2 separate regions of the Homo sapiens genome follow, and region 1 is linked to region 2. A link is a loop called in an ENCODE intact Hi-C map of the cell type or tissue named here. Cell type or tissue: ascending aorta. All regions are shown on one strand. Links, peaks and the distances in the headings refer to the core of each region. The heading gives the core; the rest is flanking DNA.

What was found. Hi-C counts contacts between places; a loop is a spot of excess contacts. Peaks named below come from ENCODE experiments on the same cell type or tissue, not always from the same donor. Only the 100,000 strongest peaks of a DNase experiment are listed, where the experiment ranks them.
Region 1: it touches region 2 in a loop (4-fold over the local background); 1 of 110 quality-filtered maps calls a loop at or near these places.

Annotation. Positions count from the first base shown.
Region 1 is chr1:3,353,583-3,358,942 of GRCh38, reverse strand. The region is part of intron 3 of PRDM16 (PR/SET domain 16); the gene reads right to left. Among named protein-coding and RNA genes, the nearest start is that of ARHGEF16, 98 kb to the left of the region's middle. RefSeq lists enhancers at 805-1,694, 1,695-2,586, 4,891-5,360 and a silencer at 1,824-2,118. In ascending aorta, for the core only: a CTCF peak has its summit at 2,292 (motif pointing left); DNase peaks (open chromatin) are centred at 1,021, 1,571 and 4,206; H3K4me3 peaks cover 2,575 bases; H3K27ac peaks cover 5,000 bases.
Region 2 is chr1:3,131,108-3,136,467 of GRCh38, reverse strand. All of the region lies in intron 1 of PRDM16 (PR/SET domain 16), which reads right to left. Among named protein-coding and RNA genes, the nearest start is that of MIR4251, 5.8 kb to the right of the region's middle. RefSeq lists enhancers at 1-509, 510-1,031. In ascending aorta, for the core only: no CTCF peak of the experiment used is centred there; DNase peaks (open chromatin) are centred at 849 and 2,577; H3K4me3 peaks cover 3,612 bases; H3K27ac peaks cover 4,768 bases.

The DNA.
Region 1 (5,360 bases), core at 294-5,293, 220 kb before region 2:
TCTGATTCCTCATGGGAGCCGGCCATGGAGAACATCTTCACGGCTTCCCCACCTCCTCTGCGGCCCAAGAGGGGTGTCTGTTTTCCTCAAAATGGCTTGAGTTTGGAATGAGCTCCCTCCTCCCCGGCAGGAATCATCACACACTGTGACTTTGTGGAGACTGGAAGGAGGTGGGACTCACACACAGTGTCCTGGGTTTGGAGCAGGTTACTCAGCTCTGATCGCGCACACGTGGCGATATTTGTTCACGGGAGCCCCAGCCGGCCTGCTGCTCTGGGAAGGATGGTCTGTGTCGTGTTCCAATCGGAGATGTTTCTGAGCTCTTCGGAGAGGGCTGAGGGCAGGAGGGAGGGGTCCGAGAGCTCCTCTTCCGGCCCCAGTGGAGAATTCGGGGCTCTGCCTGGTGACGGGAAAGGGAACACTGGAACCTTATTCCAGCTGCATCCGAAGCCGCGGCTGGGAGTCTGGGGCGCAGCGGCTGCCTCTGGAGACAACACCTCCTCCACTGTGGGAGATTTTCTGTACCCGCCGAGGTCTTTTGCCATCAGTCCCCATGGCTGCCACCCACTGCCCAGGTCTTCTCCAGCACCCTCAGCCAGGGGGAAGGTCTCGCATCCAGAGAAGACCCAGTTCAGGACCTGCGTAACTACGGTTCCCCAGCAGGCAGGCTGGGTCCCCAGGAGGCAGAACCGGGAGTCTCATGGTGACTTTATCTGTGTACAGGGAGGAAGACAAACTTCCCTCCAAGGCCAGAAAGTGGCCTATTGCACCGTGTCTGTGTGGTCCACGTTGCCCTGGGCAAGGGGGTCATGGCCAGGCCCACTGTGTGGTTCCGGGATGGACCCACGCGTGAGGCCAGGCCACTGGGCACCGCCGTTAGCCAGGGCAGCCTCCTTCAGTGGTCAAGGCAGACTCAGCTCATGGGCGAGCATGTCAGTGAAGGGCACAGCAAGGCTCACGAGTGGGCCTCTTGCCTCATGGTCAGTGTGGGTCAGTGCTTTCGCTGTATGAGACCACAGGGTTTCTCTGCCTCACCATGGGGGACGATTGGGTCTGGGTCACTTCCTGCTGTGGGACCTGTCCTGGGCACTGCAGGATGTGGGGCAGGGCTCCTACGTGCCAGCTACCAGATGCCAGCAGCACCCCCAGAGGTGACAACCACAACCATCTCCAGGTGTTGCCAGTGTCCCCTGGGGGTCAGAGTGGCCCTGGGTTGAGAAGTGCTGCTGGAAGGCCACTGCTCCGGAGGCAGAGGCGCTCGCGGCCATGGGCGTAGACGACTGGGCAGGAAGAGGGTGGGTTAAGCGTCAGAACAGGACTGAGGATGATGCCCTGTGGGCCGGCTGCCCCTCTCCATCAGCACTGGCTGGGGGCCCGTGGGGGGAACGGCGCTTCCTGGATCAAGGGGAAGGAGGGGCGGATCCAGGGCTCTGGAAAGCTCTGACCCTGAGCCTCCTGGGGCCACTGGCCAGGCCCCGTGGTGAGACTCTCCATCCTGCCTGTCGACTGTGCTCCATTTCCCACGGCTGGAGCTGGAGACCCAGGAGGGAAGCACACGGCTGAAGGTTTTCCAGCTCGGGGCGGGGGGTGGGGCTGGCATTTAACAAGAGGCCACTAGGTGTATCCAGCCATGAAGAGCAGGAATGCAGCCTTCGTTTTCAGGAGGGCACAGCAGGGCCTAACAGTTAGGTCCCCGTTCATGGCCCAGGTGGAGGCACGCAGACCCTGGGGGCCAAGAGCCAGGTCCGCCCGCAGGTGGACTGGCTGCTGAGGCTTCCCAGGGCCCGGCCCCAGACAGCAGAGACAGGGCCGGCATGCAGCCTTCCTTGGGGCTGGGGGTCCTTCGCACAGCAGAAACTCCTTTTCTGCACCCGCCTGAGGATGGCAGCAACTTTCAGGGTCCTCAGTTGGGGCTGCTGTGGGCAAGCTGCAGCTGGGTGTAGCCTCTGCATCTGGACAAAGTCCAGGCAGTGTGTTTGCTCCAGGGTCTGTGGGATGGAAAGCAAAGCCACCCGGCTCTCAGGAGACTCGGCCCTCCCGCTGCCGGGATCCGGGGTAGCCAGCCGGCACCTGGGTTCTGAGGGTCCCTACAGTTTATCGATCCCAGAGCTGGAGATAAGGAACCGCCACACTGGCCCGGTCTCCAGGACTCTCACCTCTGAGCCTGGATCTGTCCCGTGCCCACCTTCCCGAGCTGCTCGATCTGCCCAGTGACTTCACATCTCCTGCTGTCAGCTTGCTGGTCTGTAAAGTGGGTTTAGAGACAGTGCCTCCTCCTGGGGCCGCTCTGGGGCAGGCTAAGATCATCTATGTGAAGCGCTCCTTAGAACAGCGTCCAGACACAGCAAACGCTCCATGGGCTGTCTTGGCAGCTGCGGCTTTTATTTTTAAATACTCTGCACCCAGGCAAGGAAAAGCAGAGCTGGGGGCAGCCTCCTCTGACCGTCTCCCCAACAGTGTTTCTCTGTTGGAAAGGGAGGATTTCAAATGCTTGCCTCCCCCACTCCCGTCTCCCCGGAGGGCAGATTGGGTGTGGACACGGCGTCGGACCTCCCTCCGCCTGATGAGACGGCAGCCGCACGTCCTGAGCAGACGGTCATGCATCAGGCCAGAGTGGCCGCCCTGGCCAGGGGCACTGTCACCTTTAGAGATGGTGGCTTGGCGCAGGGGGGCTGGGGGGGGCTTTGGAACAATTCCACAAACACCAGACACGTCGGCCTGCTCAAGCCCCCTGCGTGATTCATCTGTGCCCGCGTGCTGGTGTGCGAAAGGACGTGATTTGCTCAAGATGAGGGAGGTTCTGCTAACGCCCTCGTGGGAGTCATGGGAAAAGCCAATGGCACCGTTTCCAGAAGAACATGAAAGGTCTTGGGCCCTGAAAGCTGCACTGGGTTCAAAGTCCATCACCTGTCACGGAGGGGCCCCTCTGTCAACTTGTCACCAACGGGCCACTCATCAGGATGTGCCCAGAGGAGTGGGGAAAGGCGTCTTTGCTCACATTCACCTCAGATCTTACGGCCAGGGTGTTTGGGGGGTGTTTGGGGGAGGAAGGGTCTGAGATCTGCAGGGCACCCTGATTTTCACAGACACACAGGCTGGGCGGGCAGGACTGGCCTCTGAGCCAGCAGCCTTGTGTACCCCCACATGGCAGTGCACTGTCTTGGGGGCAAGTGGACCGCAACCCCTGAACGGTTCAGACCCTCAGGGTGGCGGCTGCACTTCTCCCGGCCCCAGTTTCTCATCTGTGTGGTCTGAGAGGTGCTGAGGGTCCGGGGCCACAAGAGTGAAGGTGTGTGGCCAGGATAGCGGTCCCCCCAGCAGGAGAGCACCCACCGTCGAGCGGATGCTGCCCTTGTTTTTATTGTTCTTGGGCACGCCTGGCTGTAGCGTCAGGGTCCCTGCAAAACTCCCTCCTTCAAACAAGAGCTGCAACCAGCAGAGCCCCTGAGACCTAGCTCCCCAGGGTGGCACCAACCAGTAGGGACTGTTTAGTTCAACCCCTTGCCTGGGAGACAGGAAAATGGAGGCCAAGCCCCCCGCCAGGCTGAAGAAATGGAAAGAGAAGCTGTGTTGGAAGAGCAGGCGCAATTAATTCGTGAGGTCAGATGGTGGGTGGGTGGGTGTGGCCATCTCCCTGCATTAGGCCCTTCTCACTTTGTACCTGATACCCCGGAGGCCTCCACTCTGTACTCCTCTCCCTCCCCCTCCTGCCAGGCCTCAGGCCCTGGCCCCAGATGCAGCTGCAGAGCCTGGAGCTCGGAGCTCCCCGGCACACCTTCAGGTCTGGGTGTTCTGTGGCCCACGATCCAATCCTCAGCACTATGAGGCCTGGTCTCAAGGCGAGAGGCCTGGTATCGGTGCGGGAGGCCTGGTCTCAGGGCAGCAGTCCTGGCTTTGTCCCGGTGGGTTCCCCCCTGGTGCTCAGCCACAGAGCACTCTACAGGTTTCTGCCTCTGGTCAGATTTCCGCCTCCCCCAAGCTCTGGAATGACTGACCCCACTCCCTTCAGCAGGTGCAGACCTGGCCAGGTAGCCCTTCATGGTGCGGCCCGGTCCTGCCTCTTCTGCCTGGGAACACAGGGCACTCTCCTCTGGGAGAGAGGAGACCTCGCCATCCATCGAAATGTCCCCTCCTGTCTGTGCATGACTTGGTATCAGGAGCCTCTTGCCTGGGTCAGGATTTAGACGTCCTGGTCCCAGCCTGCTCTGTCGTAGCCTTGGAGCTGGCACTGACTCAGCGAAGAGGAAAGGAAATTATCCAATAGAAATGGAACGCTCTGCAGACACCCCAGCAGCACAGAGCTGGAACACCAGACACCCCAGCCTGGAGAAGGTGGTTCTGAGCTCCCATGGCCCCTCTGTGACCTTGTCCACCTATGGCCAGTGCCTGTGGTCAAAGGGCTGAGGGCCTGGATGACCCCAAGGAATGCAGTGGAGAATCTGGTGGCAGCTCTAAGCAAGGTATTTTTTTTTTTTTTTTTTTTGAGGCAGAGTCTCGCCCTGTCACCCAGGCTGGAGTGCAGTGGTGCAATCTCGGCTCACTGAAACCTCTGCCTCCTGGATTCAAGCGATTCTCCTGCCTCAGCCTCCTGAGTAGCTGAGATTACAGACACGCACCACAACGCCTGGCTAATTTTTGTATTTTTAGTAGAGACGGGGTTTCCCTAAGTTGGCCAGGCTGGTCTCAAACTCCTGACCTCAGGTGATCCACCCACCTCGGCCTGCCAAAGTGCTAGGATTACAGGCCTGAGCCGCCACACCCGGCCTAGCAATGGTTCTTTATCTGCAGCGTCTCAAATGCTCTGCAGTCCAGAATCCACCACCATTTAATGTTTAATAGACATTTGTAATCGCTTAAGGTTTCTCTCTGGAATTCACGGGAGACAAGTGCCTGGACCAGGACCCGGTTCCATGGGCGTGGCTGGGCAGGAGAAAGCTACTGGGAGTCCAGAGTTGGCCACACTTCCCTTTTCTCTTGGGCCTGTGTGGGCTCAGCAGTGTTGGGTGGGCAGCCCTGCATCCACATGTGTGTGCCAAGGGCCCCCTTGGCTTCTAGAAAGACCCCCTAGGTCTACCAAGCTGCTCCCAGCTGCGCCTGTCATCACTACTGGCTCCGCTGGGAGCAGGGGTCCCCAGGGTAAGGCCTGGTGACAAGACACAGAGGCAGGAGTCAGGAGGTCCGGCCCCAAGTGCAACCCCCTTGGCCACTCTCTGGCTGCTTCGGCATCCCCAAACCTCCACCAGCCTGAGCTAGGATTGTCCTGTTCTCTCTGCAAAGCCTGTGGGTGCAGTGAGGTGGCCTGAGTCAATGGTTTGCCAACTGCCGGTCACACTGCGGGGCTGGACTCATCCCCTGTGGCC
Region 2 (5,360 bases), core at 68-5,067:
TGACACGGGAAGCCCTAGAGGGGGTCAGGCCTGGGTCCCAGCCCCAGCTCAGCCACTCTAAGGCGGGGACTGTCGGTCCATCTTTCTGGGCCTCCACTGCCTCGTCTGTAAAATGGACGACACCAGAGGTCCCCGGACAGCGGGTCTGAGGACTCAGTGCCTGGCGTGCCTCGCCGAGACCCCGGAGCATCGCGCGGGGCTGGCCAGCTGGGAAGTGCAGGCTGGGCAGGTTCCACTTCAGCTACGCTGCAGCCCCAGGCCCCCAACCCTATCAGCGGGGCAGCATCACCCCTGTAACGAAGGCCCAAAGCTGGTGGTCCCATGGCGAGGCTGCCCGAGACCCCCTTTCTTCCCAGGGGTGGCTCCTAGGCTGCTGGAGGAGCGTTCTGCCCCCAGCCCCGCCCCAGCCTGGTGTCCTGTGGCTCCCGGACAAAGCGAGCCAAACAATCTCCTCACACCTGGACTCTACTTCCAACTGCTGGAAAAACAAAGGGAGACGCCCAGGCTCTCCCCAGCCGGGCGCCCAGGCCGCCAAGAGGCCCCTGCCCCGCTCTGCAGCCCCAGGCTCTGTAGGCTGCGACAACAAGGAGCATTGAAGAGGAGTCTCAGGGGAGGGCGCAGGGAGACCCGGCCCAGGGAGCCACGGGGAAGGGACGGACGGTCTGGGGACGGCTGGGATCCAGCTCCGAGGAGGTTTGTCCTAAACAGTGTGAATACCTGTTTCTCGGGGTAACCCGACCCTATAATTACGCCTAAGCCCCAGCAGTGTGTGCGGGACCCACAATGCCAGTGCCCGGAAGCTGGGTGAGGAGACCCCTTAATTGTCACTGCCAGGGATGTCGCGTCAGGCGGGCTCGGGTTACCCAGGATCACAGCTGGTGTGTCACCTGCGGGCCACGGAGGGGGAGGGCTCGGTCGGGCTGGGACATAGAACCAGCGCAAGCCTGCAGCCCCTACTGGCCTTGGCAGCGGCTGCTAAGAGCTCCTGGCACGTTGAACTCACTGTGAAACCCCTTCCCAGGACGCCCGGAGCTCATTGTTTAACTCAGATAAGAAATGTGGGCTCTTGTGTTTTCTTTTCTTGAGAAAATGTCGGGCCCGTGGTCGGTGTCTGCAAGGCAGGAAGAGCTGGGTACGATGAAGGGCCTCACGTGGCCCGCCCTGCCCCCACCGCAGACCTCCCTGAGGCCCCCTACCCTGCCCATGGGGCCACCATGGCCAGTCCAGCCCGAAGCCAAGGGGTGGTGGCGGAGCCTGGGGCCGACTGGGCTGACTCGGGTTCACTGGTGGGGACCAGGCTGGACTCTTGGAGCTGCCTTGCTGTTTCCTGGGGTGCTCCGCAGCCCCCCAAAATAAAGAGCGAGCTCCCGAGGAAAGTGCCCTTCCTTCCAGAAGCCCCTGACCCGGGGGTGGCACCTTCCAGAAGCCCCTGACCCGGGGGCAGCAGCACGCGGACCAGGAGGGCCTCCCAGGCCCAGCCTGCGGGTGGCCGGCAGCTCCCCGGCAGCTCCCCTACCAGGCCAGCAGCTCGGCCGTCTAATCCCCGGCTAATACCCGGCCCGATCCCCTCGCCGGGCTCTCAGGAGGTGGGCTCCCGGGTGTCCCACGCGGGTTCGGGTGGTCAGGCCCCTCTGCCAAACAAAAGGCCGCCTGTTTGCCGCCTCTGCCTCAGCTAGGCTTAAGGACATTTTTGTCATTTTTGACCAGCTAATGTCTTGGAAAAGAAAAATAAGTTGTCTAATCGCTTTAAGTTTAATCTTCACTTTCTGAACACTCTAGGTGCCGATGTTGACTTTTCTGGACCAATTAGGTCAAGGTCCTTCAAGCCGCCACGGTTAACTCCGGAGCTTTTCACGGTTCTTTTTCCTATTTCCCCTTCCAGGGGGAGGCGGGCTCCACGCGCCCTCGGAGTAGGTCTAAGCAGGACGGGGCTTCCCAGGAGTGCACAAGGGTGCGAGTTCTGATGCCAGAGGCTGTGCGGGAGGGGAGGGCAGGAGGGGGTGATGGGCATGAGCGTGGCCCCTCGGCCCCAACTTTGGGGGCATCTTCCTGACTTTGGGGGCATTGGCCCCCGCCCAGCCCATGCCCGTGCCATGCCTGCTGCCCAACTGTCCGTCCCCAGGCCTGCGTCTCCTCTGCTGTCCACGTCCTCTCTTCAAGAATCAAGCGGGGCACTATGTTCCAGGGAAGCTCCGTCCCCCAGCTGAATGGCGCTCCGGACAGCTCCACACAATCCCCTCTCTGTGGGAGCCTCTGTGTAGAGGCTTCCCCTTCCCACTGGACATCAGCGCCGGGAGGTGCTGATCTCCAAGGTCCCAGCAGGAGCCCAGAGGTGGTCCTGAGCCCAGGCCTCCTGCTCCCGACACAGCTGGACGGTTCTGAACCCAGGTCTCCCACTCGTGACACAACTGGACACGCTCCCTGAACTGGACGCGCTGCCTGACCTTTTTTCCCCAGTGCTTTGCAGTCTTGGGGGAGGAAAGTAAAACTCTAGCCTCCTTCTCACACGTGTGTGCTTTGGGGCTGCTCTCAGATGGCCCTATGTTTGTTTTGAGCAAGGCGAGGTCCAACTTCCTGGAGGCCGATCATTTCTCCTGGGGGAAGGGAGGAACTGACTTATGTTCAAAAATTGTGCACAAATTCCCGCGGCGAAAGGCCCCTTGCCTGCATACCCTTGGCTCCCAGCAGGCAGCACGGGCCACTTCATGGGGCTTTCTCCCTCACATGAAGGGGAGATGGAGGAGCTGGCTCGGGCCCAGCCTTGCCAGCCCCAGCTGAACCACTTCAGAGAGCCATTAACCTCTGCAAAACGGAGTGGACAACTTCCACGTGGCTTTCTGTAGAAATCAGATGGGACTGCAAGCAATGGCACGGCCCCTGCCAAGGTGGATCTTGGTAAGGAGGAGGGAAGGTCGCTGGGCATCATTTCTGTCAGGGGCGGCCGATTGGGGAGCAGTTCTGGACAGACCCTGCCCTCCTCTCCCCATCGTGCAGGACAGACAAGAGCCTGGGTATCATCTCCAGGTGGTTCCAGGGCTGTGGCTTCGGGAGGCCGAGCCCCATGGCTCTGCCCTCTGCTGAGAAGATCCCCTCTGAACACAGTCTTACAGGAACCTCCCCCAGGCCCACAGCCCCGAGGTGCCTCCCTCGCCCTGGGAGAGTCTGGCATGGTTTGCGGTGGGAAAAGCAACCCCTGGATTTTCCTGTAGGAGCCTCCAGAAGAGACATGGGCAGAGACCTCCCTGGTCTTCCTGCAGCTCCTGCCCTGGAACCTGAGTCTCCCAGGCATCTGACCAGCTGCACTCCACCACCAGAAGCCGGTTACCACCGTCCTTCGGGCTTTGTCCTGGAGGGTGCGGGGCTGGTGTGGACCACTCAGTCTGGCAGTGACCACCACCCAGTCAGAGGCACGGCAGAACGCACCTGCTGCACGGACGCTGTTTGAACTTCTTCAAAACGTGGTGCAGTGTTTCCTGAAGACATTTACCATCCTTGGCAGTTAAATACAGCACAGTGTCAATTACAGGTCCATCTTCTGTAAGTCTGGGACAGATTCACAGTATCTGTGTTTGCACGAGGCTGGGGTTCCGGGTGAGTGGACCGGCTGGATGGCCCTGCCCAGCCACCCTGACGAGGGCTTTTTATCTAACCCTGCCCCACCCAGTCCCCGGGGAATTCCTAATCAGATGTGTTCAAAAACTGCTGAACCAAATAAGGGTCACTTTACTTCCAACATAATTTCTATTTTAAATGAATCGTCTACTCTCTCTTGGGAGGCAGAGGTGTTGACTTCTCGGGCAACAGTATGAACCGGGTGGCTCTAGAACATTCTGGACCTCATGGGGGCTCCAGATCTGTCAGAGAGACCCCTCGGTAAGGAGGAAGGAAGGTAATGGGGGGTGGAGGGGAGAGCCATTTGGAGCAGTTGAAGAGCTCCCTCTGCATTCCAGGGACTCAGGGTGAGGAACTGCCCATGGTGAGACCACTCCCTGCAGCCCATCTGCCTGGCCGGCCATGTGTGCCCCTCTAGAAGGTTCTAGAAAGTTCTGGAAGGCTCAGGCCTCCCAAGGGCCCAAGGTAGTGCTCTGACCAGGCCCAGGTCCCCTGTCCCATCCACCCTCCACCCAGCAGGCTCCGCTCCTCTGCTCACCGGACACAGAATCAGTTGGGCAGGGACCACATCCAGGTCCTGACACTTCGTAAACATCATCCAGATAATAACACGCTGGAATGGCAGAGTTTTCCTCTCCGTGGCACCGCCGTGTAACCCTTCATCCTGGTTCCAAATTTGCCTGTGCAGCCCTGAATGCAGACTGCAAACCCCAAACTCAGATAAATACGTCTAAACCTTTAAAAAGTGCCCCTAATGCCCCATTGAGCCCCTGATCGCTCATTTCCCAGCTATATAATTAGCACATAAAGAACTCTCTCCTCCGAATTAAACGGCAGTAATTGGGTTTTTTAAAAAAACTAATTTAAATCCTAAACCCTTTGAAAAAAAATTGTCATTGTTTACATATTAAACGGACTAGCATTTTAAGTATTATGGGGCTAATTTAACAGGCTTATCTAGGACATAGGCCCAGGAGGGAGGAGGAGGAAGGCAGTGGAGGGGAAGCAGGCGGGTCCCAGGAGAGCTGCCTGGAGACCCCAGGGCAGCGTCACTGCAGGACGCAGCCTGGGCCACGGCCTCCCCTGTGAGGTTTGCGGGGCCTGGAGCTGCGGCCTGCACCACACCATCACCTCAGCCTCAAATGGGGATGCCTCAGCTTATCACCATGCAGCGGACAGACCAGAGGCGTGACCAACCCTCGCTTTTCCAATGGCATGCAAAAATTTTGCTCATGGTTGCTAGAACTGTCATTATTTTTATTATTATTTTTTCTGCAGTACAGGCATAAAGAAGTATAAGAGTTTTAATTATGTCCACTTGATTTTTTTTAACTTTCTGGCTAAAAAATCCTTTGAAGTAAAACCCAGCAAGAAATGGGTCACAGCTCTGTGAATGGAACTACAAAATGTGAGCGAAAGCCATTTTGATAGGAACCTTGAGAAATGGACAGCCGCCTCACATTCCTTCACAGGAAGAATTAAAGGTTATAAAGCGTCCAGTCCCCCTAACTCAAACACAGAAACATAACAATTTTACAAAATAAACCTTTTTCTAACTTGAAGAAAACAGCTCCAAAGTTTTTCTCAAAGGCAAAATAAATGCAGACAACTGGACAATGACGAGAAATGTCTGAGAGAGAGAGAGGGAGTCTTGCTTTTCTGTGAGTTTAAGTATTTGATATGGATCATCAGGATGATGAAAAAAACGAAAACAACCAAAAACTGTGGCTGCGGCACAGCTCGGAGGA